2 separate regions of the Homo sapiens genome follow, and region 1 is linked to region 2. A link is a loop called in an ENCODE intact Hi-C map of the cell type or tissue named here. Cell type or tissue: mammary epithelial cell. All regions are shown on one strand. Each heading gives the region's core, and the rest is flanking DNA. Links, peaks and the distances in the headings are about the cores only.

Region 1 (15,558 bases), core at 4,302-12,301, 510 kb after region 2:
TTTTGTATTATCCCACCTTTTGTTGCAAATGCTTCATAATTCATTTTATTGTTTTTAAATTTAAAATATATGTTGGAACTAATAAACAAATTCAGTAAATTTCCAGGATATGAAATTAACATACAAAAATCATAGCATTTCTATACACTAATAGCAAACCGTCTGAAAAACAAATTAAGAAAACTCCCATTCACATAGCTACAAAAATATATAAATATACTTAGGAAGAAATTTAGCCAAGGAGGCGAAAGACTTGTATGCTGAAAAATATAAAATATTGATGAAAGGAATTTAAAAAGACACAAATAAATGGAATAATATTAATGTTCATAGATTGGAAGAATTAATATTGTTAAAATGTCCATGTTACCCAAAGTGATCTACAGATTTAGTGCAATCCCTATCAAAATTCCAATGACATTTTTCACAGAAATAGAAAAAACAATTTGTATGAAACTACAAAGGCCCCTGAAGAGCCAAAGCGATCTTGAATGAAAAGAACAAAGCTACAGTCATCACATTATCTAACTTCAAAATATACTACAAAGCTATAGTAATCAAATCAGCTGGTAAAAATACAGACACATAGACCAATGTAAGAGAATAGGCAGTTCAAAAATAAACTCACACATTATAGTCAATTGATTTTCTACAGAATGTCAGGGGTTGGCCAGGGCTGCAGTCTTATCTGAAGGGTCAAGTGGAGGAGGATTCACTTCCAAGCTCACTCAGTGGTTGTTGGCATGATTCAATTCCCTTTGGGCTATTGGAAGAGAGCCTCAATTTTTTACTGTTTACCTGTGACTTCCCTCAATTCATTGCCCTTCAGTCCTTAAAGGAAAATTGGATGGCACAGTACAGTACCCATGACAATACACTCTTTTTTTTTTTTGCTTGATCCACTGCTTTGTATGCTTTCTGAGAATAGCTCCTCCAGGATTCTGATAGACCTCTTTTCTTGGGTGAAACTCAGTAGAGTAAGGTTAGTGAGATAAACTACAACACCTGATGCTGCAGTTGGCCTTCGAACTGCAACTGATACTCATCTTCTTCCTCCACCACCATCCATTTCGTATTCTCCTCATCCTTGGCTGGCTCTTCTGTTGGTCTCAGTGGCTCTTCTGGTGGTGTGACAAAGACCTTCATCCTTGAGGGGTCTGAAAGGCCTCTATGCCTTTCTGATGTTTCTATGATTTTTATAATCAAAATTGTATCAAGGAGTACTGAGGAGGCAGCAGCCCTATTTGCTCCTGATGATCAGAGTCAATGACCCTTTCTAAGATGGTGAGATCTTTGCTTGCTGGTTCCTTGGCAAAAGGAGCCCAAAGTTGCCAGGCACCATCTGTAGTTTATAGTTCAATAGGACTTGCTGTGCCCCTAGTGGAAGTGTTTCCCTTTTGGAAACAAGGCCTTTTAAACTATTTATAGATTTCAGATGTGGAACAAAAGCATAAGTGTCCCCAAGTGAGTCAAGGGGAGAGATAATAACTTGGCCACTGCTGCTTCAAATCCTTGATTCCCAGACCCATGTATTGTTCCTACTGGGGAGACAATGAAGATGTTTGATTTAAAGTATATACTTCATCATAGAGGATCATATCTCAAAGCTGGTGCTTTGATTATGCTTTCAACAGGCCATTTCAAGGTTCTATCAGCTGGCAGCTTCTGGATGGTTTGGTAGGTAATGTGATCAGTTGGTCCTGTGGTCAGGGGCCTATTGTCATACCTCCTTTACTATAAAATGGGTTATCTGGTCTGATACAATGTTATGTGGGATCCTGTATCAGTGGATTCGAACTCCGTAAGTCCTCAGATAGTGATGCAGGAAAAACAAATGCATATCCAAATAAGTATTGATTCCCAGCATAATGGATCTGTACTCCTTCAGTAGAAGTAGGTCCAATGCAGTCAACTTGATACCTTATGTGCCAGTGGATCTGCTTGTGAGATAGTGTCATCTTGGAGGCTCAACATTGGCCTCTGGTCTCTGTTGCTTGCCAGGTTGGACATTCAACCAAGGCAGCATCCAGATCAATCTATATAAGTAGGAGACCATGCTGTTGGGCCTATGAATTATCTCCATCCTTGTTACCATAGCCATTTCAGTCATGTGGCCATTATGCCAGCACTGGGGTGGCCAGTGTTAGAGGCCAGATGCTGTCAACTGGCTGAGTCTTTTTCTCTATCTGGTTATGTAGTACCTTGCTAGTGGGAGTTAACATGTGCATCAAAGATCTTCACACTTTGTGCCCACCCCATTTATTCATTCACATGCCTCTACTCCTAGTCCTCTTTGTACCTGATCTACCCATCTTTCTTCTCACCTCTCAGACTCTGTCAAGCCACTACCTATGAGTTCATATATATTCTAATCATAAGCCACTTCTTTTTCCACACAAGGAAGATGACCATCCAAAATTCTTCCCATGGGGAGGACTTTTTCTCACCACTGTTTTTCAAGATGCTCTTTGAATAAGCTGTATTGTAGCTGTCATCCTTTTTTTTACCTACACACATGTACAGACCTTCATATCCATGAACCAAGCTCAGGCTTTTTCCTCCGCTCTAAGCTGGTCCTACGGGATCATATGGGGTCATATGGCTATAGATGTGCACTTAGGAATGCCATTAGTACAACAGTGATGGATGATGTGGAGTTTTGACCTTCTGATCACGTAGCTTCAGGGTATATCCATTATCATCTTATCATGAGTTGTTGCTAGGCACACTTGACCTCATGACTTGGTGGGTATGACAGAATATAGCTGGTGATGGGCAGCTGTAACTGCCTGGTCACTTGGTGCCAAGCATCTAGTATATTAGAAATTGTTTCTCAAGTGGCATCTAATTCTCCACTGTAGATGAGATGGCCCTGCTTTTTAGTCTTCTTAGATCTAGAAGAGTTCTTCCATTTTTCTTCCTCCTTTCTTACAATCTATATATATTTGAGATGGAGTCTTGCTCTGTTGTCCTGGCTGGAGTACAGTGGTGTGATCTCACTCACTGCAACTTCTCCTGCCTCAGCTTCCCAAGTAGCTGGGATTACAGGTGCCCACCACCATGCCTATTTAATTTTTTTTTTTTTTTTTAGTTGAGACAGGGTTTCACCATGTTGGCCAGGCTAGTCTTGAACTCATGACCTCAAGAGATTTGCCCACCTTGGCCTCTCAAAGTGCTGGGATGACAGGGGTGAGACACTGTGCCCCCTCACAATCTTAATATTTTTAAAGAGTAGAGGACAATCATTTGGGTTTGTCTGAAGTTATGTTATGACGCGATTTCAGTTGTATTGTTGCCGGGATTACAAGAGAAGTGAGATTGTAATCTTCTTAGTGCATCATATCAGGAAGTACATGATATCAATTTATGCCATTACTATTGGTAATGTTAACTATGATTACTTGGCTAGAAATCTGATGTCTGCCAGATTTCTACATTGTAATCTTACTATATTGTCCTTTGTAATTAATTAATCAGTATCTCATGGGGAGATACTTCACAACTATGTGGATATCCTGTTTTTCATCAAATTTTCATCCAGTAATTTTAGATTTTTACCTAAATCAATTGTTTTTGTGATGGTTGCCAACAAGTAATTTTTAAATTTATCACTCCTTCTACATTTATTATTTCTCATTCTGCTGTAAGGGAGTACTTTCCCATTTCCCCAAATTAATTAGTTAATTAATATTAGTGTGAACACATGGATCCTTATTCAGTGAGTTATGATTCACTAATATAATTAATTATTTTGATGCTTGAGTTGTCACAGAATTGATCAGTGGGAGCCACTTCAAGTGGCTCATGTGTCTTTTTGATATGTCTCCATATCCTTTGGGTACTTCCTAATTTTATTTAAAAAACAAATTTTTTTTTTTGAGACAGCGTTTCTCTCTTGTTGCCCAGGCTAGAGTGCAATGGTGCGATCTTGGCTCACCACAACCTCCGCCTCCCGGGTTCAAGCAATTCTCCTGCCTCAGCCTCCCGAGTAGCTGGGATTATAGGCATGCGCCACCACACCCAGTGAATTTTGTATTTTCAGTAGAGATGGGGTTTCTCCATGTTGGTCAGGCTGGTCTTGAACTCCCGACCTCAGGTGATCCGCCCGCCTCGGCCTTCCAAAGTGCTGATATTACAGGTGTGAGCCACCGTGCCCGGCCCAGGACTCTGAATTCCTTCTTTGTACTTTTCTGAATTTTGTATTATCCTTTTGTATTCCTTCTTTGTATTATCCTGACTTTTGAGGAAGCTCAAAACAGCTATTTTGAATTCTCTGTAGGAAAGGTCACATATCTCTCTCTTTAGGATAGGTCACTGTTGCCTTATTTAGTTCATTTGGTGAGGTCATGTTTTCCAGCATGGTTTTGATGCTTATGGATATTAATTGTTGTCTGGGCATTAAAGAGTTAGGTATTTATTGCAGTCTTTGCAGTCTGGGCTTGTTTGTTGGGAAGGCTTTCCAAGTATTCAAAGGCAATCGAGTGTTGTGATCTAAGTCTTTGGTCACTGCAACAATATGTGCACTAGGAGAACCCTAAGCCCAGCAATGATGACTCTTGCAGAGCTCTTAAGGTATCACTTTGGTGGTCTTAAGTAAGATCCAAGAGAATTCCCTGGATTACCAGGCAAAGACTCTTGCTCTCTTCTCTTATTTTCACCCAGACAGAGTCTCTTTCTCCATGCTGAACTGCTTGGAGCTGGGTGACACAAGCAGCCTTGTGGCCTCAACAACTGGGACTGTACTAGGTCAGACCTGAAGCCAGCACGGCACTGGGTCTTGCCTGGCTACCGTCTGTTGTTCACTCAAGGCCTAAAGGCTCTTTAGTCAACAGGTGGCGAATCCAGCCAGGCTTGTGTCCCTCCCTTCAGGGTGGTGAGCTCTCCCTAAGCCCAGGGCAGGTCCAGAAATGCTGTCTGGGCAGGGCCTGGACTTGGGAACGTTAGGAATCTACCTGGTGCTCTTTCCACTGCGCCTGAGCTGGCACCTAAACCGCAAGATGAAGTCCTTCCTACTCTTCCATCTTCTTCCCTCAAGGAGAAGGAGTCTCTCCCCCTAGTCACCACAATCCCAGGCCTGCAGTGATCACTGCCTGGCTACCAGTGATGTTCACTCAAGGCCCAAGAGCTCTTCAGTCAGCTTGTGGTGAAGGCTGCCAGGCTTCAGTCTCTTCCTTCATGCACTGGGCACTGTGCTCCCCTCTGGCTCAGAGCAAGTCCAGAAATGCCACTCAGGGGCCAAGGCCTGGAATCAGGGACCCCAGGATCCTGCTTTGTGCTCTATCCCACTATGGCCGACTTGGTACCCAAGCTGCAAGACAAAGCCCCTTTACTCTTTCCTCTCCTTTCCTCAAGTAGAAGGAGTCTCTCCCTGTGACCACCACAGCTGGAAATGTGCTGGGTCACACCTGAAGTCGGCATGGCGCGGGATCTCACTCAAGTCTTGTGGTGAGTACTGCCTGGCAACTGGTGGTGTTAATTCAAGTCCGAGGACTCTTGGATCATCCGGTAATGAATCCTGCCTGAACCGGTACTTCTCTTTAAGACAGTGGCTAGAGTGTGTCAAGAAACGTTGTCCAGCAGACAGGGCCTGGAACGGGGGCCTCAGGATTCAGCCTGGTGCCCTATTCTACTGTGACTGAGCTGGAATGCAAGTTGCAAGACAAAGTTCTCTTTACCCTCCTCTCTCCTCTCCCCAGGCAGAAGGAAGTAGTCTCTCCTGGAGCTGCAAGCTGTGCTGCCTGAGGTCGTGGGAGGGGTAACACAAGCACACCCTTGGCCACCCCAGCTGGTGTCTCACAGGTTGTGTGCACAAAAAGACCACTGGCTCCAGCTCAGCACAGCACTAGGACTTGCCTAGGAATTTCAGTCCTTGTGGCCTAGACCACCTTTCAAGTTTATTTAGGACCCCAGAGCACTTTACCCCATGGTAGTGGGGCTAGTTGGAACTCAAGTTCTGTCTGGCTGCTGGGATGGATGATTCTTTTCCAGCTAGGGCTGGTCTAAATGCTCCCTCGTGGTTACTAGGTGAATTCTGCCCTGTGTGGCTTTCTGCTGTGACAGACAGCACTGAATTCCAATGCAAAGTCCAACAAACAGTTCACACTCCCTCCCCCAAGCACACAGATTCTCCCTCTGCACCACATGGCCACTGATGGGGAAGAGCGAGGGGTGGTGTCGACAACTCGAGATTGTCTTTCCCAGCCTCTTCAATGCCCCTTTCCTTGATATAATTTTAAAGCCAGGTACAGGGATTTTTGGTTATGACGGTGCTTTTTTGCATGGATGGTTGTTCTATTTGGTGTTCCTGTGAGGGGGATGATCACTGGAGGTCTCTATGTGGCCATCTTGCTCCACCACTTCTTTTTTTTTTTTTTTTTTTTGAGGCGGAGTCTCACTCTGTAGCCAGGCTGGAGTGCAGTGGCACGATCTCGGTTCACTGCAGCCTCTGCCTCCTGGCTTCAAGCAATTCTCCTGCCTCAGCCTCCCCAGTAGCTGGGACAACAGGTGTGCACCACCATGCTTTTGGTTAAAACACAATACTCCAAGCTTGTCATAATTTGTAAACCTCAGCTTTCTAAACCTCAGCCATTTCCCCAATGAACTGAAGATAACGGTGTTTAGAAATGAAGGTCTGGGCCGGGCGTGGTGGCTCACGCTTGTAATCCTAGCACTTTGGGAGGCTGAGGTGGGTAGATCACGAGGTCAGAAGATCGAGACCATCTTAGCTAACACGATGAAACCCCGTCTCTACTAAAAATACAAAAAATTAGCCGGGCATGGTGGCGGGCGCGGTGGCGGGCGCCTGTAGTCCCAGCTACTCTGGAGGCCGAGGCAGAAGAATGATGTGAACCGGGAGGCGGAGCTTGCAGTGAGCCGAGATTTCACCACTGCACTCCAACCTGGGTGACAGAGTGAGACTCCGTCTTAAAAAAAAAAAAAGAAATCAAGGTCTGCATTGTGTCTGGGTGTAGTGCTCATTGATACAGAGGCATCACTGCTTCTAGGTCTTCTTCAACAGACAGAGCTAGGAAATACATACACATATTTATGTACACATGCACTACTCATATACACAATAATTAGGTCTGCATTTTGATAGCACCAGATAGTCAGCATGCCTAACTTTGACACCTCAGCACTTCTGTTTTAAACCCTTAGCACTTTTCCAACACTCCTCCCTTCCCCAGCCTATTCTACAAAGAAGCTCCTGGGATATGGCAAGTTTGTTGAAGGTTGTGTTTTGTGCCATTTTGTTCACTGGAAGGCATTTTAGGGGGCTGGATAGGTTTGGATCACTGAAAAATAATCAGAGCAGACTTTAGAGCTTAGACGATAGTCCTGATTCCTCTCATTTAATCGTATTTTCACAGAAATAAAAATCTGCTATTTTTGTAATTGGAAGAGGCAATTTGGATTTGAGGAGTCCATCGGTAGAAACTGCCCAATTGCAGCCCCTCTATTTAGTGATTATGTGGTCTATTTTGTGCCATAAGTAGATTCCCTTTTTCAAGTGTTTTTCTTCTTAAATGCTTTGATCACCAGGTTGCCTGTCATCACAGTTGTGCCGTACCCTCCCTAGCCATAGTTTGCGGTGATCTCCCCCTACTGGAGATGGTACAGGAAGTACTAACCGCCACAGGTAGCCTAGTGAAGAAAGAACCACAACCATAAGGAGCTGGTTATCATCCTCCTTTTTTTTTTTTTTTTTTGAGATGGAGTCTCGCTCTGTCTCCCAGGCTGGAATGCAGTGGCGCAATCTCGGCTCACTGCAAGCTCCGCCTCCCGGGTTCACGCCATTCTCCTGCCTCAGCCTCCCGAGTAGCTGGGACTACAGGTGCCCGCCACCACGCCCAGCTAATTTTTTGTATTTTTAGTAGAGACGGGGTTTCACCGTGTTAGCCAGGATGGTCTTGATCTCCTGACCTCACGATCCGCCCGCCTCGGCCTCCCAAAGTGCTGAGATTACAGGCGTGAGCCACTGCGCCCCGCCCATCCTCTATTTTTGCACAGTTGAACTGAATCTTCCCAAAGTAATATTACTCACCTAGCAATCATAGACTAAATGAACTCTATACTATATAACTGTAACTCTACAAATGCATATAACTATATAACTATACACTCTATAAATGCACATGGCTAGGGAGGTCTTCTTCCAAGACAAGTTGGTCCCTGAAGGTGCTTCTCAATGACCGTCTTTTTTCTCTTGGTTTATGGCAGGACGGCGTTCTAAATGCAAAGGAATCAATGTTTTCACGTATCTCTTATGCTATATTTCTGCAAGAAGTTTATAACATAATTCTCTCGTTTCTAATACATGGACCAATCTTTCAATATATAGGATCTCTTTCCTGTGCCCCAAACTTAATAATAAGTACTATTCCTCAGTGACATTTCCTATCTATTAACCTGAGGATCATTCCCTGCTTTAATCTCTCAATAAAAGATTAAAAAGATAAAAGAAAGAAAGAAAAGGAAAGAAAACAACTTGAGCTGTGTGCATGTGTGTGCCAGTATGCCTGTGTGTGGGTGTGTATGTGGTTGCTGTGCAAATATTTGTTGCTTTTGTGTGAGTGTGAGTATATATGTGGTATGTGTGGCATGCATGTGGATTTGTGTATGTGGTTTGAGTGTGTGTGCTTTGTGTATGTGCCCATGCGTATGCATGTGAGTGTGTGTGTGTGTGTGTGTGTGTGTCTGCGCATGCACGTGCACATGATAATTAGTTCTTTGTGTGCCATTGCTGCCTCCTAGTGGCATCTATTCCTTTCCAAAGTGCTGGCAAAACAGTTGGGAAAGAAAAGAAGCCCTCATATTGAAGTTTCCTGTGTCAGGCACTGGGTACATTTTTCTACATATCTCACCTCTGTTAATTCAATCTCCCCAATCATCCCATAAGGAAAATAAATAAACTGAAGCTCAGGAAGATTATGTAACTTAGTTTACCGAGGTCACAAAGCTAATAAATGACAGAACCAGATATCTAAACTTCAGAATGATTTCTTTCGTACCATTTTTATACTGCTAGTTAAGCTATGATTTTTCCCAGTAGCTTCCTGGAAATATTTGCATTCTAAAGTTGGAGTTTTACAGCCTACTCCTGAAACAAGTTGGTAGAAAAGATTGTTGTATATTCAAGGCTTGGAAGTATCCTAGGTTGCTAGTTTTTATGGATACTGGCTAGGGCATTATGGCAATATGTATATCACTGAAGGGAAGGGAGAAAGAGTAGCCAGTTTATCTCTGTTAATATCCTATAGCATGAATTGCCCAAGAGGCTAAGATAGAAAAAGCAGCAGAAGGAGGAATGAAATGGTGAATATTGCTTAGTTCTAGCATAAGGAAGAAATCCAAAGTCACTGTGCTAAAGGCAGTGACTCTTTTCTTAGTAGTGAAAAAAAGAAAATATGCCTCCTCATTCTTAGTTTCTGCAATCTTTATACTGTATTTATTTATTTATTCTATTAAAAAAATAGAGACAGGGTCTCGCTATGTTGCTTAGGCTGGTCTGAAACTCCTGGGCTCAAGTAATCTGCCTTCCTCGGCCTCCCACAGTGTTAGGATTACAGGCGTGAGCCGCTGTGCCTGGCCTATAATGCATTCATTTGTGGTATAATCTATACTTCTGTGGTCTGTAAATAGAAAGTTCTGCATTACTTACCATTCAGTTTAAGGAATTTACCAGGTACAGGATTGTTTTCATATTTGTCTCTAATGTGTTTATATAATAATTACAATTCTTGGTATTTACAAATTGTTTTCCATCTAGATAGCTAAAAGTCATTTACATTTTTCACTCTAATGATGGAGTATCTTAATAATGCAAAATGGTGAATCACGGAAATTTGATTGCTTTGAATGTTAGCTTATGCATATTGCTAATTTTGAAACAATAAATTAAAAATATGGAAGATACTTATATCTGTCTAATATATCCATATAACTATATATAAAGTTCCACAAAAATAGATAAAGGACAAAAGAGATACTTTGCAGAAGAATAAAAGACTAATAGAGATATTTAAATATTTCAACTTCTCTAATAGTGAAAAATGCAAAGTAAAAAGGGATGCTTTTTTTTTTTACACACAATTAGCACAGATCTAAAAAACCATTAATGTGAGACAGTCATTCGCACAGACCATTGAGTGAAGTTGCAATTTGAAAAATACTTCCAGTAAGTGATTTGGCAGTACTGATCAAAAGCCTTAATGCTTTTATAATGCCCATAAGAATATCTTTTATGGAGAGAGCTAAAATTTCAACCAAGATGTATATAATCAAAGGCATTCATTGCAACATTATTTATAAGGGCAAGAATTGGTAAACACAGGAGAGTAATTGAGAAAATTATCATATCCATATGATGACATAATAAGTAGATATTAAAAATGATAATATAGATATAAAAATTTGAGTAAATATATACAAATGTTAATAGTAGTTATTACTTAATGGCAGGATTGCACATAAGTCTTTTCTTCTTTAAACTTTCCAGTATTTTTCAATTTCCTTATAAGGGAAATGAAACTTTGAAACCATGAAAACTTTTTACTTTTAATTTTTAATTTTATTTATTTATCTTTTTGAGACGGAGTTTCGCTCTTGTTGCCCAGGCTGGAGTGCAATGGTGTGATCTTGGCTCACTTCAAACTATGCCTCCCAGGTTCAAGCGATTCTCTGGCCTCAGCCTCCTGGGTAGCTGGATTACAGGCATGTGCCACCATGCCCAGCGAATTTTGTATTTTTAGTGGAGACGGGGTTTCTCCATGTTGGTCAGGCTGGTCTCGAGCTCCCGACCTTGGGTGATCCACTCGCCCTGGCCTCCTAAAATGTTGGGATTACAGGCATAAAAAAGCTATTTAATACACGTTTTACTTTTTCTGCTCTTTCTTTACATCACTCTTTTCCTTATCTTTATCTTTCCCCTTGTCAGCTTTTCTATCTTTTTGCTCTCTTTTTTCTCCTGCCCTTCTTTCTTGTCTCCATCCTGGTTGGCAATCTTGTTGTTGATGAGGTTGTGCAGGGCGACCACAGAATGGATCAGTGAGGCCCACAGAATGGATCAGTGAGGCCAAGTACACTACCACCATCTGGTCATTGGTCCTCAGGTAAAAGGCTTTAATAGGCTCCTGCAGGCTAACATCTGGCAGCAGGTTGAAGACGTCCTGCAGCTCGTAGATGATCTGGTGGTTGATGCGCAGCTTGCCTGTGGCTACTTTTTCCAGGTAGCTCCTGATATCCAGAAGCTTGGAGTTCGGTCCCTTCAAACCATGGACCCGGTTTGTGATCCGCTGGGACAGAGTGCCCACCGTTGTGTTGTGTCTTTGATGTCTCGTAACAAGTGTTCAACTCCAACTTCCTCAGCTTACTCTGCTCCAATTTCACTGGTCACATGTTCAAATGTTTTCAAGGTTGGAGTTCCATCATCTTGGATTTCTTCCACTGAAATGTATGCTTCTGTGGGCAGCCCTAGGTCCTTTGGATTCACGTCAATAATGATCAATACCGAGTTAGGATAGTATCTTTTCATGAGTTCATTGATGGTAATGCCATTCTTGTGTATTTTCAGGCCTGTGTGGTACCAGCCAACTATTCTTTCTCTGGCATTGACTTTCTTAAACATTCCATACATGTTTTCCAAATAATCATGGTCTAAAAACCACATAGAATTGTCTTTGTCATCTTCATCAAAAGGAACTGCAAAACTGTTCAATACATCAAGTACTTTCTTTTGCCATGACCCCCAAAACAGACCAATGACGCATTTCTGGATTCCAACCTTGCCGATTCGGTTGAAATGATCCACCACGCTGAGCAGCACCGGGGATGGCCCACCACCTTCTGTACTACCAGCTCTGGCATCGAGACACACCTCGCCCAGGCCTGGCTCCCTGCTACCTGCAAACACCGGCAGCGGTAGTGATTTCCCTGGGGCTCCATCAGGCCCAGGCTCTTCTTCCCTCAGCAAAACAAAAAACCCAAATAACAGTGGCTTAAACAAACAACGGTAATCTCTAGGTCTCCCACTATAGTTACTTTAATTTTATGGAGCAAGAGTTTAAATTATACAGATTGGCCGGGTGCGGTAGCTCATGCCTGTAATCCCAGCACTTTGGGAGGCCAAGGCGGGTGGATCACCTGAGGTCGGGAGTTCGAGACCAGCCCGACCAACATGGAGAAACCCTGTCTCTACTAAAAATACAAAAAATTAGTCGGGTGTGGTGGCACATGCCTGTAATTCCAGCTACTGGGGAGGCTGAGGTAGGAGAATCGCTTGAAGCTGGGAGGCGGAGTTTGCAGTAAGCACGCCATTGCACTCCAGCCTGGGCAACAAGAGCAAAACTCTGTCTCAAAAAAAAAAAAAAAAAAATATATATATATATATATATACACACATACATATCTATACAGATCATCAGATTTAATCCTTCAAGATACAGATTAGTTCAAATTACAGACGAATAATTATCTTTCTAATTAATAAAAGCTCACATTTTCCTATTGATTTTTTCTGTAGAGAATAATTGAATTCACATTGTTCAATGTCATCTAGACTAATTCTTAAGTTTATATTTTGAAAATAAGCAGATCCCTTTCAACATGGGAAGTATAGCACAGTTATCTTCCCACACAGAAAATAAAAACAATTATTTTTAGGGTCCTCTTTGTACTACCATTATCAACAATGTCACCATTTGATTTTTAAAAATTGAGATAAGATGTCATTTGTTTTTGAAACAAACCTACTTTCATTTAAGTCATTTGTAGCTGTTAGGAAACAATATTTTCAATAGAAATAGTGTTTCAATGTCACTCTCTTTTTATCAAAGATAAAACAAGGTTCTGTATATATTTTCCTATGCTGACTTTATAAGCACAGCACGGTGTTTTCTTTATTTCCTCTCTATCCCAAAACGTGATTTATATCTTTTTTTTTTTTTTTTGAGACAGAGTCTCACTCTGTCACCCAGGCTGCAGTGCGGTGGTGCGATCTTGGCTCACTGCAATGTCTGCCTCCTGGGTTCAAGCAATTCTCCTGCCTCAGCTTCCTGAGTAGCTGGGATTACAGGTGCCCACCACCAAGCCTGGCTAATTTTTGTATTTTTAGTAGAGATGGGGGTTTCACCATGTTGGTCAGTCTGGTCTCGAACTCCTGAGCTTGTGATCCGCCCACCTCGGCCTCCCAAAGTGCTGGGATTATAGGCGTGAGCCATCGCGCCCAGCTGCATTATTTATATACCTTTTAAGCCAGGTGACATAATCTGAGTTGAAATGTGGTTATTTGGTATTTGTCTTATTACCTCCTACTATCTCATAAATTTTTGGAGGGTAGAGACTTATCTTTTTTCTCATAAGTCCAGAATCTTTGTTGTAGTTAGAACCATTTGGGTTTACCCATCAGTTCAGTCCTCTGAGAAAATAACCCCAAACCCTCTCCCCAAAGTGCAAAGATGAGCTAAGAAAGTCATGTTTATACAATAGGATGCCCTATCTCCTGGCCATATCTCATTGGACTAATTGTGCTTACCTGATTCAAATTAGATCACTCAGTTTCACTCTCCGTAGCAAGAGATTTATATTCAGAAAAGTTAGTCTTCCGGGTTTCTAGACTGGAAGCTTTATGCATAGGGTGGTCATATTCTACCACATGTGCAGAGAAAAGCACGAAAATTAATGTTCATTCATTTGGTGATTCAGTGAACATTTATGGATTGTTTCTATATGGTAGGTACCCTGCAAGGTGCTGTCTGTGCAATGGTGAACCTAACAGGTATCGTCTTCATTCTTTTGGAAACTATAGGCATTTTTAAAAGATTACACCTGGGTTGGGTGCAGTGGCTCACACCTGTAATCCCAACACTTTAGGAGGCAGAGGTGGGTGGATCACTTGAGGTCAGGAGTTCAAGATCAGCCTGGCCAACATGGTGAAACCCCATCTCTACCAAAAATATAAAAAATTAGCTGGGTGTGGTGGCACGCGCCTGTAATCCCAGCTACTCTGAAGGCTGAAGCAGTAGAATTGTTTGAACCCGGGAGGTGGAAGTTGCAGTGAGCTGAGATCACACCACTGCACTCCAGTCTGGACGACAGAGCGAGACTCCGTCTCAAATAAATAAATAAATAAATAAATAGATTCCACTAATTAATATTTGATGACAAATTTTGATAAATGCAATGAAGAAAAGAGAACCAGGGGATTTGAAAGGAAATAAGGGCTGGTTTGAGAATCAGTGAAGGCCTCTCTGAGGTACTGATATTTAAGCTAAGGTGAAGAGCAAAGTGTCATAGCATTTCCAGTGGAGGAAACATTCCCTTAATATGCCTGCATATACCTGATGTTCAATAAATGTACATTGAGTTGGAAGATTATTATCTTTATGCAGTAACTAGACGTAGAAGGAAAATTCATTGATTACCATAGGTGTTTGGCCATAAAACATTTATAAGACACTGCATTTTTTAGGCCACATAAGCCTGGAGCTACACTACAACAGTGACAAGAGAATATATATATATATATATATATATTTTTTTTTTTGAGACAGAGTCTCGCTATGTCGCCCAGGCTGGAGTGCAGTGGCACGATCTTGACTCACTGCAAGCTCTGCCTCCCGGGTTCATGCCATTCTCCTGCCTCAGCCTCCCAAGTAGCTGGGACTACAGGCGCCCACCACCACGCCTGCTAATTTTCTTTTTTGTATTTTTAGTAGAGATGGGGTTTCACCGTGTTAGCCAGGCGGGTCTCGATCTCCTGACCTCGTGATCCGCCTGCCTCGGCCTCCCAAAGTGCTGGGATTACAGGCGTGAGCCACCACGCCTGGCCGACAAGAGAATATTTACCTGGCTTCATCCTTGAGGTTCCTGAATAGGCTCTGAGTTCAGCAATTTCTTCCCAAATATTTGTAGAGGTCCCCAGGGTGAGTCACATGGGTGCTCTGTGTATGATGGAACTACCCTATCATAGTGCTCTGTCTCTGACTGAGCTACTTGGGAGGCTGAGGTGGGAGGATTGCTTGAGCTCAGGAGTTGGAGGCTGTAGTGAGCTATGATCATGCCACTGCACTCCAGCCTAGGTGACAGAGCCAGGCTCTGCCTCTAAAAAAAGAAAAAAGAAAATTCTCAAAGGAAGTTCTTTACACTGTAAGATTAGGAATCACTCTCTTATACAAAGAGGAAGATGCTACATGAAGGGCAACTCACGGCCAACACTTTGCTTCATGCATCATCACTTTCCCCTTCAATTTTGCATATTGCCATTGAACCAGATCTCTTTAGGATGACTTACTTTTTCTTTTTTTTTTCGAGATAGAGTCTCACTCTGTTACCCAGGCTAGAGTGCAGTGGCGTGATCTTGGCTCACTGCAACCTCCACCTCCTGGGTTCAAGCGGTTCTCCTGCCTCAGCCTCCTGAGTAGCTGGGATCACAGGCGTCTGCCACCACACCTGCTAATTTTTGTATTTTTAGTAGAGACGGGGTTTCACCATATTGGCCAGGCTGGTCTTGAACTCCTGACCTCATGATCCACCTGCCTCAGCCTCCCGAAGTGCTGGGAT
Region 2 (15,558 bases), core at 2,842-10,841:
TCCAGGGCTCCCGGTGGGTCCATCTCATCATCATAGAACTCCTGGGCAGCCTCTGAAGTACTGTTTAATGTCTAATTGTGAGAGGTGTTCAAACCAGAGCAACTCCATCTTGAATAGCAGCTGGGTAAAATGAGGCTGAGACCTGTTGGGCTGCATTTGCACTCCTGGGAGGTCAGGCATTCTTAGTTACAGGATAAAACAAGAGGTCAGCAGGACTGTTCTCAGAAGGTACAGACCATAAAGACCCTCATGATAAAACAGGATGCAGTAATGAAGCCAGCCAAAACCTGCCAAAATCAAGATGGCGAGGAAAGCGACCCTCTGGCTTCCTTGCTGCTCATTATATGCTAATTATAATACATTAGCATGCTAAAAGACACTCCCACTAGTGCCATGATGGTCTATAAATGCCATGGTAACATCCAGTGGTTACCCCGTATGGTCTAAAAAGGGAAGGACCCCTCAGTGCTGGGAATTGCCTGCCCCTTTCCCAGAAAACTCATGAATAATCCACACCTTTTAAAGCATATGATCAAGAAATAACCATAAAAATAGCCAACCAGCAGCTCTTGGGGGTTGCTCTGCCTATGGAGTAGCCATTCTTTTTTTTTTTTTTTTTTGAGACGGAATCTTGCTCTGTTGCCCAGGCTGGAGTGCAGTGGCCCGATCTCGGCTCACTGCAAGCTCCACCTCCGGATACACGCCATTCTCCTGCCTCAGCCTCCTGAGTAGCTGGGACTACAGGTGCCCACCACCATGCCTGGCTAATTTTTTTGTATTTTTAGTAGAGACGGGGTTTCACCATGTTAGCCAGGATGGTCTCGATCTCCTGACCTCATGATCCGCCCGCCTCGGCCTCCCAAAGTGCTGGGATTACAGGTGTGAGCCACTGCACCCGGCCCATTCTTTTATTCCTTTACTTTCTTAGTAAACTTGCTTTCACTTTACTCTGTGGACTTGCCCCAAATTCTTTCTTCCATGAAATTCAAGAACTCTCTCTTGGGGTCTGGATTGGGACTTCTTTCCAGTAACGTAACTACATTCCACTTTAAATGTGTTCATTCTCACCTATTTTGTAAATATGTCTTCAAAAATACATGATCTCTTAGCATTCTCGAAAATAAGGCTTTGAGTAATATACTTATCAAAGACAGTTGCAACGTGTGGAGAGATGACAACAGAAGCTTCTTTCTACTTCTAAGATTCCACGGACAGGCCAACGATGACCAACCATAGGAACAAATGAATAATTGTGGATTTCTCCTACCATTTTTTGTACAACGATGAAAGTCCTCTGTATTCACAGCTAATCTGAACAACACTGGCAAAACAACACTGATGGTGATTCATTGCTATTCCATGTAACAGGGCATGGTTAACAGAAATAGCCATGCCATATATAACCAAGGATGCCCAGCACAGCATCATACCTCTAAGGTAATGCCTTTACCTGCACCCACTGCAACGTTAGTTAAGAGAGATCAAGTGTTTCGAAGCAGAAAGCCACAAAGGAACTGAGGGTTTTCACGGTATCGTTAGTGGAATATGGCCTGTGTATTTCTAATAAGCTCCAAGTCATGATATCTATTATCTTCTACTCGGTAACGGGGCAACAGGTTAAAATGATGCTACTTAATGGGCATGACAGCCTCCTGGGTAGCACAGTTAGAGTAAATAAAATGTCCGCTGTTCTCTGGCTCAATACTTCATCTGCTGGGACACGCCAAGCACGCTGCCGCCTGAGGGCCTTTGCAGTTGGGCACTTCCTCTGACCCAGATAGGCACGGGACTCCCTTCTATCTCTGCTCAAAGGATGCTTTAGCCCCGAGGCTCCCTACTCCTTCTGACATTGTCCCTGCACCGGTTTCTGTGGTGCATACTCCCTCCCTCTCTTCTCATTACCAATCCTGTATTTCTCTACTTGTTTGTTACTTTCTTCGGCCACTGGGATGAGCACGCACGGCTCGTCTGTTTTGTTCCCCGGCACAGCTCCAGTGCCTAGGATGGTGTTTGGGGCATGGTGGTCCTCAAATATTTGCAGAAGCAATGAGTAGAGTATATGGGGAAGGCAGCTTTTCATATAACATTTTTAAGAGGCAGAAATGTTGCTTTAAAATAATTTCTACAGCAAGGCTGCCTCTTGTTGTAAAAGTATACCTGCTCATTTTAGAAAATCTAACAGGCATGGATACATCAGAAAAAAGAGAACAAAATTTAAAACATCTATAATTTTATTTTTATTTATTTTTGAGACGGAGTCTCGCTCTATCTTCCAGACAGGAGTGCAGCGGTGTGATCTTGGCTTGCTGCAACCTCTGCCTCCTGGGTTCAAGCGATTCTCGCACCTCAGCCTCCTGAGTAGCTGGGATTACAGGAACATGTCACCATGCCTGGCTAATTTTTGTATTTTTAGTAGAGACGGGGTTTCACCATGTTGGCCAGGCTGGTCTCGAGGTCCTGACCTCAAGTGATCCACCCACCTCGGCCAAAGTGCTGGGATTGCAGATGTGAGCCACCACGGCTGGCCTAAAACATCTAAAATTTTATACTCATTTTGGCAGCATATATACTAAAATCTTATAATTTTATTACCCAGAGGTAATCATTAATAACATTCTGGTGGACATTTTCCTAATCCTTTCTTTTCATGATTTCCTATGTGATACAGATAGAATCAGATTGTTTGTAACCTGCTTCTCCCCTTTGCTTATTGTGAACTTCTGGTTATAAGCACTCTTCTGCCACATGATTTGAGTGACTGCATCATATCCTACTACACGGCTCTACTGTAGCTGATGTAACCATTCCTTATTGTTAGACACCTAGGTTTTTCCTAGTTCTGTTTTCAATGACATGCAGATGAACAATTTTGTGGTCTAAATATGTGTGCATCCTTGAAGTCCCCAGGATAGATTCCTGGATGAATGAAACATTAATTACTTGTTTGTGACCTTTTTGGGGAGGTCACAAACAAGTACCCTTGTGCCCAGCTGCACAAGGACAGACATTTTAATCTCACCATGAATAGTCAAAGAGAAGAGGAAGAAGCCCAGAGTCAAGGCAGCCTAATTCCTGAAGGCAGGCTCTTGGTTTCTTTTGGGTTGTGTGTCTAAATTCACAGTTGGAATTTTTAACTGTACTTCTTTCTCACATGTGGCTGTGTATATGTGTTTTATGTTCAGATGTCAAAACAAAAACACATCTTTTCTTCCACAACACAGAAAGTGGTCTTGGAAGGTGCTATGGTTTGAATGTGTCTCCCTCAAATTCACATGTTGAAATCCTTAGCCCCAAGATGATGGTGTCAGGAGGCAGGGCCTTTGGAAGGTGACTAGGTCATGAGGGTGGATCCCTCACGAATGGGATTAGTGCCCTTATAAAAGAGGCCTTGGAAGCTGGGTGTGATCCCAGGCTGATGCCTCTAATCCCAGCATTTTTGAAAGGCTGAGGCAGAAAGATAGCTTGAGGCTGGGAGTTTGAGAACAGCCTAGTCAACACAGTGAGACCCCCATCTCTACAAAAAATAATTTTAAAAATTAGCCAGGCACAGTGGCGTGCACCTGTAGTCCTAGCTACTCGGGAGGCTGAAGCAGGAGGATTGCTTGAGCCCAGGAATTCGAGGATGCAGTGAACAGTGATTGTGCCACTGCACTCCCGCCTGGGCATCAGAATGAGACCCTGTCTCTAAATAATAAAAACTTTAATAAAAAGAGGCCTGAGAGGCTCCTCATCCCATCTACCATGTGTGGGCAAAGCCAGAAGATGCCATCTGTGAATCAGAAAGTGAGCCTTCACCAGACACCTCACCTGCCTTGATTTTAGACTTCCCAGCATTCAGAACTAAGAGAGAGAAACATATGCAGTTTGTAAGCCATGCAGTTTATGGTATTTTGCTATAGCAGCCCGAGTGGACTAAGACAGAAGGGGAGCTAATTTGTATGGAGAGCTTAACAGTGATCCTTAGTAAGTCAGTCCCCCAAGCCACCCCACTTCCTTCTGACGGCATTTTTCTGGTTGCACAATCCGATCTGTAAGTGCAACCTGGAAATAAGGGCCTGGGTGATTCCTCCCACACAACTGGGTCAACACCTGCTACTTGGAGTTTTCTCCCGGAGGCGGGAATCACAGGTGACCAGCAAATCACAGGCATGAGTCATTCTTTCTCCTGCTGGCAACTGCAGCGAGGGCCTCAGAACCACAGACTGTCAGCCACAGAAGGGTCCCTGGGGAGTCTGACCTGCCTAGGATGCAGATGAAGATGCTGAGGTCTAGAGAGCTAACTTCACCACAGCCTCTGCGCCGCTTCGTGGCAGTGCTGGTGGAGGAAGAGAAGGACGCTCTGTTCTCTACAGAGGCCCTGAAACTAGATGCTGGATCATCCCGTACGTTTCCCTGTGCTAAGGTTGCCCCATCTGGGCTGTAATCTTTGACTAACAGCAGGAGGATGACAGAGCTTTTAGAATTCAAAAGCAACTTGGGGATAGTCTCATCAAGGCTGCCCATGTTACAGATGAGGAGAATGAGCCCAGGGGGCACCGCGATATGTCTAAATCAGTTTTCCATCCTGAGCTCTGAATCCAGAACTCCAGCCTTTGAACCTAGTGCTCTTCCTCCTACATCGAGGGTGAGCAAACTTTTTCTGTAAAGGTCCAGATAGTAAATATTTGTGGCTTTGTGGGCCAAATACTGTCTCTGTTGTAACTCTCCAACTCTGCCATTGTAGCTCGAAAGCTGCAAAAGTGAGTAAAGGAGGGAAGGTGTTCCAATAAAGCCTTAATGGTGAAGACAGGCAGCCGCTGGGGTCTGGGCTGTGGATTGCAGTTCGATGACCCTTGCCCTGTATCACGCAGGTTCTCAAATCACTCATCCTCATTTGCAGTTAGATTTCAGTACAATGTCTGTATCTTCTTAATCTATCACAACAGCGACAATTAAGAATCTCAAGAGCACTAGAATTAAATCACTATTCAGGCTCTTCCACAATGCTTGCTATGCCAGGCAGCACAGGAAAAGGAAATTTTGCAGCCATACAATGGTGGTGAATGAAGTATGTATTCAGCAGAGCAAAATGTAAGGGCAACACATTCAATCGTTTTCTTAACAAGAAATATTTTCATGGACACACCCACTTTGGCTGTTGCCACGGTTAAAATAAATTCACAGGCAGCGAGAGGGCCTCCGTTGTCATGGCAACTGAGCCATTCTCCAAGGAGAAACGTGGGACCCTGACGTGTTGGCACTTTGCCAGATGTGGAAACTGCGAAGTGCTTGGTTCTTTTCATACCACATAATATTCACCTCTAGTATCCCGGTGTGTGATTTTCTTTGCAGCCAACCAAATTTTTCCCTGTTTCCCAGATTTGTCTGTTGATAATTGACACATCTGTTAGGATCGCTAATCTTGGTGGTGCACGCCTTGTCTCACCTGCTAAACACCTCCTGGAAAGGCGGTTTGCCCTTGTACCGCGTTCTCCCCAATTGCTAAATCTCCAGGCTTACATGAGGATTCCCCACCAATGACCTTAAGTTTTTCCATCTGCAACAATGTTTTTCTCCCACCAGGGAGCTAGCTGATGGCACACTTGCGTCTGATGCCCGGCTTAGAGGAAGGCCCAGTGCGCACTGCAACAGCCATGACATAGCATTGTTCGAGAACTTTGGGCACTTAATCATTTTTGGAAACCTATTCCTTTTCCTGCTCGAATGCTCCCCTTTGGAATTACCACCACACTGGCTTTATGGGTTGGCTGTGGCAGGGTCAAGAATCACATGAACTCAGAAACATCATCAAAGTAAATAGTTTTTCAGACTGTCAGCAACATGGCTTCGAAGTGGGTAATTCTCTGGTGCTAAAAAAAAAAACCCGGGGAGATAGAAAATGGGCTGGGGCCCAGTGCAAGCAAGAATAGACTGAAGGAGCCATCCAGCTCTTGGGAAACCCTTGACTTCTTTGCAGCACACTGAAGATCCTCTAAAGCCAAGAAGCAATGGGGAGCACAAGGTGGTGATCTCATCTCTATGTCCACTAAAATGTAAAGACATCCAGGCAACAGTTGATTGCTGTTTGTTGTGTGCAGGTGTCATGGAATCTTTCATTTGCAAATCTTTACTGCCCTCTTGTGGTATTCAGTTTCTGAAGCAACTGCAGTTTGGCTGGGATCTTTTAGCAGAGATCCACCTAAGATTCACTAGTCTGCCTTACCGAGGTGAAGTCCCAGTAAATGGGGCAAGATGGCACAAACAAGACACAAAATTGTATCTACGCAGATGCAAAAAAAAAACTGTATCCTTTATAGTAGATGACCTGAATCACTCACGTAAGTGCCAGGACTTTGCAAAATGCCAACGGAACTATAGAGTGCCAACGGAACTACAGATGCCAAAAGTGGGTTTTAAGATCTCTGGGTGCTCTATTTCTAGAAAACAAAGATCCAAACAGTTGTAGGCCTTTCTGTGTCTCCCGAATCTTTCCAAACCCTTGACTGGGTGCAGACTCTGCAAGCCACAGATCCAAGAAAGGGCCTGGGGGGAAGGGAGGCAGTGAGGGCTGCAGGGGGCCCTGGAGTGGTCCGAGGGAGCCACGGTGTTTATCTTAGAAACAAAGAACGACCTGGAAAATAGTGAGAAGTAACGACAGTTACACGAGGGCAGAGTTCAATGAAAAAGCCACTTCTGGGAAAATCCAATTGAAGCTAAGCGAGCACAGAACAGCAGCTCCTGAAGTCAATAAAAAACAGTAACAAAAAACGCACCCAAGCTATAACTGGCAATAAAACCCAGTTCCCCAAGGAAGAAGGTTCCAGAGCCTTCCCTCCATGGCTGTGCAGCTGCTGCAGAAAGGAAAAACAGGATGACTGGGCATCCTCACAGAGAAAAAAAAAAAAACCAAAAAACAAAACACATCCTATCCCCGAAATGCTGGATACACTGCTCAACTACTCAACGGAAAATTTTTATAAAATGTCTCTGACAGGAGCAAGCAATTTGAAAGCAGGGCCGACTGTCATTAAATTTAGCACAATATTTCCATAATCATTGATTTCATCCTACCCTCACTGAGCCTTTTTAATCCACACCAGTTTTTAAAACCAAGGGGCCTAATTATAGCTCAATGGGACACCTGCTTCCAAGGCTAGCAGCAGCTGCACTGTTCTGGGCTATTCTCTGGGCCCTCTGTGTCAGGCAGCTCACTAGGCGCTCAGGAAGGTGACAAGCATGGGATCTGGGGTCTGCCAGCAGCGGTCTGGGACACCAGTAAAGGCACTGCACACTTCTCTGAGGCCTGTTTCTTCATCTGTAAAATGGGTCAACACTCCCTTTCTCGTCCTGCAGGCTTGGGAGCCTCGCCATCCTGCAGTGGTGAGGGAGTGATCAGAGCTCGGGGCTGGTGGCTGCTGCCATTCTGAGTAGTCTCGCCACAGCCATCGCCTGCTGCCAGGTGGCAGCGTCAGAAGACAAATTTCCATTCCAGGAAGGGGGAAGAGACGAGGGGGTGGAACAGTGAGACCTCTCCTAAAAAGACAGGGGCTTCCCAGCTGCCCTCAGGGGACTTGGACAGGACTGAGGAGCTGGTCTCCAGCAGGAGGGGCTGCCTGAGGGCAAGGTGGAGGTAGGTGTTTCCTGTCTCCAACGGTGGGCACAGGCCTGAGGGCACAAGGGCAGCTGAGGTCAGGACACTTTTCCCTTTACACATGGTATTTGCACCCTAGCTCTCTGGCCCCATGCATGAGGCCTGGCAGCTTGAGGGGGGCGTGGACTCACAAGGGGGCATTCTCCCCAAAGGAAGCAGCGGGTGGGGGGGAACATGGCTGGGATGCAAGTGGCCTCAAAGCAGAGGGCCTCACACCGGAGAGGAAAGGTGTGTGATCGGATCACTTCACCACCGCACGAGATACTCCTGGGATCTCCCAGCTGCAACTGCTGGGCTTTGGAAGTGAACAGAGGTTTTGTCAATGGGCCAGGAGAGAGCCAGGGAGTCTAAATTAATACAATTATTGTGACCCTAAGGGTATCTACAGGCTGTGAGCACCTGGGGGAATGTGAGTCACAAAACGAATACCCCTAGTAAGAGCTGAGACTATGGCTGTGTCCTGCCTGCCCCCACCCAAACCATCAGCTCTGAGCTGGCTGACCACCCATGACCATTGGGAATTCATGGACAGAGCCCTTCCTGCATGATTCTTTGCAGCCTGTCAACAGAGAAAACCAGTGACTGGGGGCCAGACTCGGACTGAGTGTTGACAAGTCTATTTTCAGAAAAAGCCACAAGGTAAAGATTAGCTCATGACCAAGCCAAGGAAGCCACTTTGAAGAGAGGTGTGAGCGAGCGGTGGCACGCTATTATCACTGCCTGGGTCAGGGTGAATTTCCAACATGCGGGTGACATTTTCTTTCTCAGGTAGAGTAGCCTGTTTCTTGTCCTCATAACAAAACCACACAGGAAACATAATAAGCACCAACACAAAACATGTCAGAAAAGAGACTTTGTTGACTTGACACTTCTCATCTCTGTTCTTAAATGAATTCAAGATGGCCTTGCTTCACTGCTGCAGGTGGGAGTAGGGTGGGGTACGGGGAGCAGATTCCTATCTGATGGGTTATTTGTACCTAATGTACAACCGGGGTCTCCCAACTGGGGCCCGGGAGTGGTTTAGAAAGCACAATGAGGTCGGATGCGGTGGCTCACGACTGTAATCCCAGTACTTTGGGAGGCCGAGGCAGGCAGATCACAAGGTCAGGACTTCAAGACCAGCCTGGTGAATATGGTGAAACCCCTTCTTTACAAAAAGTAAAAAAATTGGCCGGGCATGGTGGCGCGTGCCTGTAGTCCCAGCTACTCGGTAGACTGAGGCAGGAGAATTGCTTGAACCCGGGAGGTGGAGGTTGCAATGAGCCAAGATTGCACCATTGCGCTCCAGCCTGGGCAACAGAGTGAGACTCCATCTCAAAAAAAAAAAAAAAAAAAAGGACAACAAAGGGTTCACTTTAACTTGGCAATGGCTTCTTGGAAACCAGCAATGCACAGTGACACCTCCATTAGGGAAAACTCTGTAATTCATAATTCCTGGGGATGGAAGGCAGAGAAAAGGCTGAGTAATGACTGCAGCAAACACAAATCTAGCCAGGCACTGTTCTAGGCACCTTCCATACTTACTCATTTAATCCTCCCAACATCCCTAGGAGGTTGGTCCTTTTACCATTTCCATTTTAGACTTGGAGAAACTGAGGCAAGAGAGATGAGCTGCATGGCTCCAGGCTATACAGCTATGAAATATTGGAGCTGGGATTTGAACCCTTGAACCCAGGCAGTGTGGCACTTCCTCGCCACACCCTGCTGCCTTCTTGGAATGACGAGGTGACAGCCACGTTGCCCAGCAGGTGGGAGAAGAGGGACAGTCTTTAAGGAGAAGGGGACAGGGACAGCCCTTCATTAGAGCTAGGAGGAGCCAGGCAAGAACCCAGGGAGGTGAAAGCCTCACCCTAACTCTTTCTTCTTATTTTTCTCCCCTCTCATTACTTCCCTTTTCAGCCACATCTGAGTTTTTTACACCAGCACCCAGCTTTCCGACATGCTGGGAAACTAAGCTCTGTGATTCAGATGTTTCTTTGGAATAACAAAGTTTTCAACATAATAAAAAGGACACAAACAGCACTCAGGCACGTCAGGCCACACAAGTGGGAGAGGTTTGGGTCCCAAATAGGGTTCCAGGACCCAAGTACGAGTTCCTTCCATCAGAATGGAGGTGTTCCTCTGAAGTAGCAGGGGGTGCAATGAGAGGGGTTTACTTGGTTTTTAAACAGGAACTGTTTCCACCTCCTGGAGTGATCAAGAGGTGCCTCTTTCCTCTGAGAATGCTGGAGGGTTTTACTCCACAGGAAGAAGTTGCACAGAGGCTCAGTGTATTCAGGTGTGGCCAGCCTCTGGAGATGTGTATCCAAAGTCAACACCCTGCATTGAATCATGGGACAGGGTTTTCAAACACAGACAAGGGCGGGGTGGAGGGGGGGCAGTAACAACAGAAGCCTTGAAAGGCAGTTTTCACACACAGTATTTACCACACTCTGCAAGACTTAGGAAACCTCAAGGAATATTTTTTTTCTTTCTCATTTCCAGTATCTCTAGGTCACAAATCTCCTGTGGTTCCTCTAACAGGCACATCTGCAGGGTGAGATACAAGTTCTAGAGATGAGAAACTCTAAAAACATTATTTATTAGATGCTGTCTTTAGGACAGTGTTTTTGAGAGAGCATTAGATGTGGATTCCAGCTTGGGGTCGGGGAGTAGGGTTTCTCCCCTTGCAAATCCTCCACCCGAGCATTTGAGGGTTTAAATTTTCCAGTTTGATCTAATGCGAACATAAAAGCACTGCGACAATCTTGGGCTGATTTTAATTACGAACACAGGCAATACGCTGAGAGCACAGCTGGTGTGTGGCCCTAACCAGCTTCCCAGAAGAGAGTGGCGCTATCAGAAATGACAATAATAGACCAGGTTTTTAAAACCATTTACATGCAAGTTGCAAAATTCCCCTCCATAGTTTGGGGATAGAATGGTTGATTAGATTGCAACGATTGAGTTGGGAAAACATTAAAAAATGAGAAAAAATGAAATAAGAGTGAGAAGGATTAAGTCAGGCATTAAGAACATCAGAACAATTACAGGATTTCAGCCTATGATATATTACACTACATCATCCATATGAACACACTCATGTAGTGTAAATACACCATACTGATTGCATGCTAATGCAGATGTATGCCTATAAAACTTAAAATGAATCTTAACTCATATGTGATTGAAAGATATTAACAGAAAGAAAGGAAAATGAGCTGTCCATTTAAAGATGCACTCTTTCTGTTCATTGGATGGATGCTTTCAATACAGACTTGAACTTTAATCACTGATAGGAGGTTTTGATATTTGCTTGGTAAAATTTTATTTATTTATTTATTTATTTTATTTATTTATTTTTGAGATGGAGTCTTACTCTGTCACCCAGACTGGAGTGCAATGGTGCGATCTCGGCTCACTGCAACCTCCGCCTCCCGGGTTCAAGTGATTCTCCTACCTCAGCCTCCCGAGTAGCTGGGATTACGGGCACCTGCCATCATGACTGGCTAATTTTTGTATTTTTTTTTTTGTTTTTTGGTAGAGACGGGGTTTCACCATGTTGGGCAGGCTGGTCTTGAACTCCTGACCTCGGGTGATCCACCTGCCTCGGCCTCCCAAAGTGCTGGGATTACAGGTGTGAGCCACCGTGCCCAGCAGGTAAAATTTTAAACTAACCTAATCTGAAGAGGAGGGGAGACTGGTCTATTCTCTGGGTGATTAAGACATGGCATTTTTTTTCATGGGAGGGCCGTGGCTGCTTGGAAGGGAGCACACAGACTAAGACACAAGTAGGTGTGAGATTCAAGCTACCAGAACACGCGGTGCATCCTTAAGGGTGGAGAGCATGGCTGCAGGCTGAGGCCCGGGAGCCACAAAAACCAAGGCAAGTGTTTTGTGGAAGGAAAGTGGATGAGGAAAGAGCAGAGGAAGAACTACCTTTAAGAAGCGGACATGACAGCCCTGTAAAAGACAGGAGGAGGAGAAAAACTGCCAGGTTAGTAGGAGAAATGTTACACACAGGAAGTGCTACACACAATTAGTGGTGTGAGAAAACGAGATTGAGTACAACACAGCACAGGTTCCAATTATGATGCAGGCAGGCACAGCAGACAGACGGTGACCCCGAGACACAGCACCAGGGTCAGGAGAGAAGGTGCGGTGAACCTTCCAGTGCACTCTGCTCCGGAGGCACCCCAGGTGCAGGTCTCATTTGACCCTTGGAGGGGTAGGAAGTAACTCTTCCTTGTTTGAATAGTGAAAGGCCTAGAATCAAGCTTTATGAGGACAGGACCCTTCTCTCCTCCTTGTGGCATTTCCATGTCTGAAAGTGGTCTCACATCAAACAGCTCCACTACATTCAGGGATGTGTTTTGCTATCGGCCAGTTCACATGACGGGGTCCTGGAGTATTTGGCGAATCGACTCGTTTGAGGTAGCACATAGCAAGGTGCCCAGTAATGTTATATACAGATTGCCATTTTTCAATAAATGATGATGAAACCAAACCCGCTTACCATGAAAACTATTAGTAACAAGATTTTGTTTTTTCTTGATGATTCAGAAGGCTCTTCAATATCTTGGAAGTGCCCAAGATGACTGACGAAACATAAGCTGGTGGGCAGTGAGTTAACCAAGCTCCAGTTGACTGAATGCCACACAACCAGGGTTTGCTTTTCTTTTTACTTTCAACTTCCACCGAAAAAGAAAAAGGGAAAAAAAAAAACCTATCTTAACTGGATAACTTTCCTTTCTCAAGTACTAATGTGAGAAAAATAAGTTAAAATCATCTCAGAAGAGGCCGGGCATGGTGGCTCATGCCTGTAATCCCAGCACTTTGGGAGGCTGAGGTGGGTGGATCACTTGAGGTCAGGAATTCAAGACCAGCCTGGCCAGCATGGTGAAACCTTGTCTCTACTAAAATACAAAATTAGCCAGGTGTGGTGGCTCAAGCCTGTAGTCCCAGCTACTTGGGAGGCTGAGGCAGGAGAATTGCTTGAACCCGGGAGTGGAGGTTGCAGTGAGCTGAGACTGTGTTACTGCATTCCAGCCTAGGCAACAAAAGCAACACTCTATCTCAAAAAAAAAAAAAAAAAAAAAAAAAAAGAAATCATCTCAAAAGAGACTTCTCTACAAGGATTCATGAAGGTGAGACTTCTCTACAAGGATTCATAGGGGTAATCCCCCAACTTCATAAGCAGTGAGAGGTGGCTTCCAGGAGAGAATTTGAGAGGGATCAGATGATCAGATTTCTGAACCAAAATCCCACAGCCTGAATGGGTCATCACAGCCCTGAACCTGAACAGAGGAGATCAGAGGCAAACCAATCCTACGTGCTCAGTAAGGCTTTGTCTACTAAAATGAGAAACTAGTCAAATCATGAGTTTTGCATCTCTTTTACCAGGTATGGGTTATCTTCTATTCCAATTTATCATTATGGGCCTTTAAAAGTCAGTAATCACAAATCCATTTATGATTGTTCCTAAAATAGGCCATTTTGTTCCAACCCCAAAAACTCTATTTTAGGATAGCGATCTTAATCCACATCAAGATTAAAGGGAACTAACAATAGCAACAAAAACACCCTTATTGCAATCTTGGTATTGGACAGAGCCTTAGAGGAAATTTAATCAGGCATTTCTCCTACATCTTTCTCAGAGGGTTGCCTGATCTTTGCTTGGATATCTATAGGCATAGGGTACTCTGTATTGAGTAGCTGGGATGCCCTGAGAAGTATATGGCATGACTTTAGGAGGTTCCTATCTCCAACTGCCATCTGCAATAGGTCACCTGCTTCTTTCTACAGGGAGACAAAAAACATTTAGCAGAGACACCTTGATACAATTGCTATGTGGCTTCACAGCCTTCCGGCAGCCACTGGGTAGTTATTCTTAGACTCAAATGGACCTAGAAAGAACTCTAAGGCTGTTTCACACTTGGACATGACAAACCATCCCAAATCTTCTCTGGGAAAAAAAAATCAAAGGAAAGGCTGAAGTGACCCAGCCCAGATACGCACAGCACCTCTTGCTCTACACATCTGCAAGAGGTCCCAGGGAATCCTTCCCGGACCACACACCTGGATGCTGGGAAGGGAGATGAGGAAGCAAAACACCTCTGCTCAAGGTGAAAGTGGCAAATGGCAGGAAGCTGCACTAGTGCCAAATGTTAACCACTTCGTTTTCAATTAAGTGCTGAAGACACGACAGCCACCGAGTTCCCTGAATTCCTGAACAAGGACATCTATGGCCCCACTTGGTCGGCCTGATGAACTGGGAAGTGCCACCATCATGTGTACATCATGGCGACAGTCCTAATGGGCAAAGAGGCCTCATCCCTGAAAACAAACTAAAACCAAAATACAACACCATGAGCACCTTGGCCACACGTTCCTGGACCCCATGTAGGGAGCTGTGATTTTGAATTCTCTGAGGCCTCTGTGGTTCTAGCTGCCTATAAAAGCCATGTTACATCAGGCGAGCCATAATCTTTTCAGCAGTGAGGCTTACTCAGCATCTCAAGAGCTGGAGATACTGCTACGTGGACAAAGAACTGACTTGTGGCCTGGGTCAGACTCCCGCTGATCTAGGCTAGCTACTGTTTAGGAGACAGGGTGTAAGCTTCCCTCCACTATGAGGGTCAGGGGTCGTTTCCAGAAAGTGGAGATAAGGTACAAGGTCTCATATCCCTTAGTACTACTCCACAATGTTCCCAAGAGCAAGGTTCTGTCTCTAGCCCCAGGGACAGTGCTTGACACAGAGTAGATGCAGCATCCACCAGTTAGAAATGTCCAGAATTACTGATTTCTGGAACCATAAAATGTATGGGAAAGAAACTGGTCCATCTTCAAGAGCAACCAGATTTGTCACACACGTGAGTTTTACACAACTGCTAGAGGAAGAAAGGGAGGTTCTCGTGGCTCTAAAATGGCCTCTCCCCTGAAGGCCTCCAACCAGCCTCATAAAGATGTTGGCTCAGACACCTTCCTCTGGGCTGTCAAAAAAGTGCAGGTGAAGGGTGGACTCCTCATGGGCCTGATGTTTAGACTTCAAAGTATTCAGAGGAGGGCCTGAGGTTCTTACTCTGGAATCAGGAAGGTGACACATCTTACAGGTGTGTCTGGCAAGTGAGTAGTCTTTAGACTGCATAAGTCAAGGCAATTTTAAGAGGCCAGAGAACCACATAAAGGGACTTGTAGGATTTGAAAAGCCTAGGACTGACGGAAGTGGAGGAGAAGGGAGGGTCTTTCCAAGGAGCACAAGCATGGGCTGAGATGCATTAATGAGCATGGTGGATGAATGGAGAGGAGTCAGAAAAGGGGGTGTCATAGGGAAGGGTGTGTGGGAAGGGACAGGGTATGAGACAGAAGCATCAACTCACACAGGAGGTCTGGGTCCTGCACTAACAAGCTTTGAACACACTCCCTTTTGCTTTTGTTTCCCCATCAACAAACACAATCTTAAACATCTCTCCCAGTTTGAATACCCTATTATTCCATTAACCCAGAGGTCACAAACTTTTTATGTAAAGGACCAGAGGGCATACATTTAGGCTTTGAGGCCCATGCAGTCTCTTTTGCAGGGACTCAACTCTGCCGTGGTAGCAAAGGAACAGCTGTGGACAACACACGAATGAATGAATGTAGTTGTGTTAATAAAAATCTATTTATAGGCACCAGATTTTGGATTTCACCAAATTTTCATGTCTCGCAAATATCCTTCTTTTTTTCAACCACTTAAAAATCCTGAAACCACTCTTTTTTTTTTTTTTGAGACAGAGCCTTACTCTGTCGCCCAGGCTGGAGTGCAGTGGCGTGATCTCGGCTCACTGCAAGCTCCGCCTCCCGGGTTCATGCCATTCTCCTGCCTCAGCCTCCAGCTGGGACTACAGGTGCCTGCCATCATGCCTGGCTAATTTTTTTTTTTTTTGTATTTTTAGTAGAGACGGGGT

What was found. A loop is a pair of places that touch in the nucleus more often than their neighbours do. Peaks named below come from ENCODE experiments on the same cell type or tissue, not always from the same donor. Only the 100,000 strongest peaks of a DNase experiment are listed, where the experiment ranks them.
Region 1: a loop joins it to region 2, with 5 times the contacts of the local background. A loop is called at or near these places in 8 of 110 quality-filtered maps.

Annotation. Positions count from the first base shown.
Region 1 is chr17:66,194,000-66,209,557 of GRCh38, reverse strand. It overlaps the pseudogene PSMD7P1. Among named protein-coding and RNA genes, the nearest start is that of CEP112, 9.6 kb to the right of the region's middle. RefSeq lists an enhancer at 1-116. In mammary epithelial cell, for the core only: a CTCF peak has its summit at 8,759 (motif pointing left); a DNase peak (open chromatin) is centred at 8,717.
Region 2 is chr17:66,706,458-66,722,015 of GRCh38, reverse strand. The region is part of intron 8 of PRKCA (protein kinase C alpha); the gene reads right to left. Among named protein-coding and RNA genes, the nearest start is that of MIR634, 73 kb to the left of the region's middle. RefSeq lists enhancers at 6,827-7,523, 8,154-8,213. In mammary epithelial cell, for the core only: a CTCF peak has its summit at 6,125 (motif pointing left); DNase peaks (open chromatin) are centred at 4,085, 6,085 and 9,905.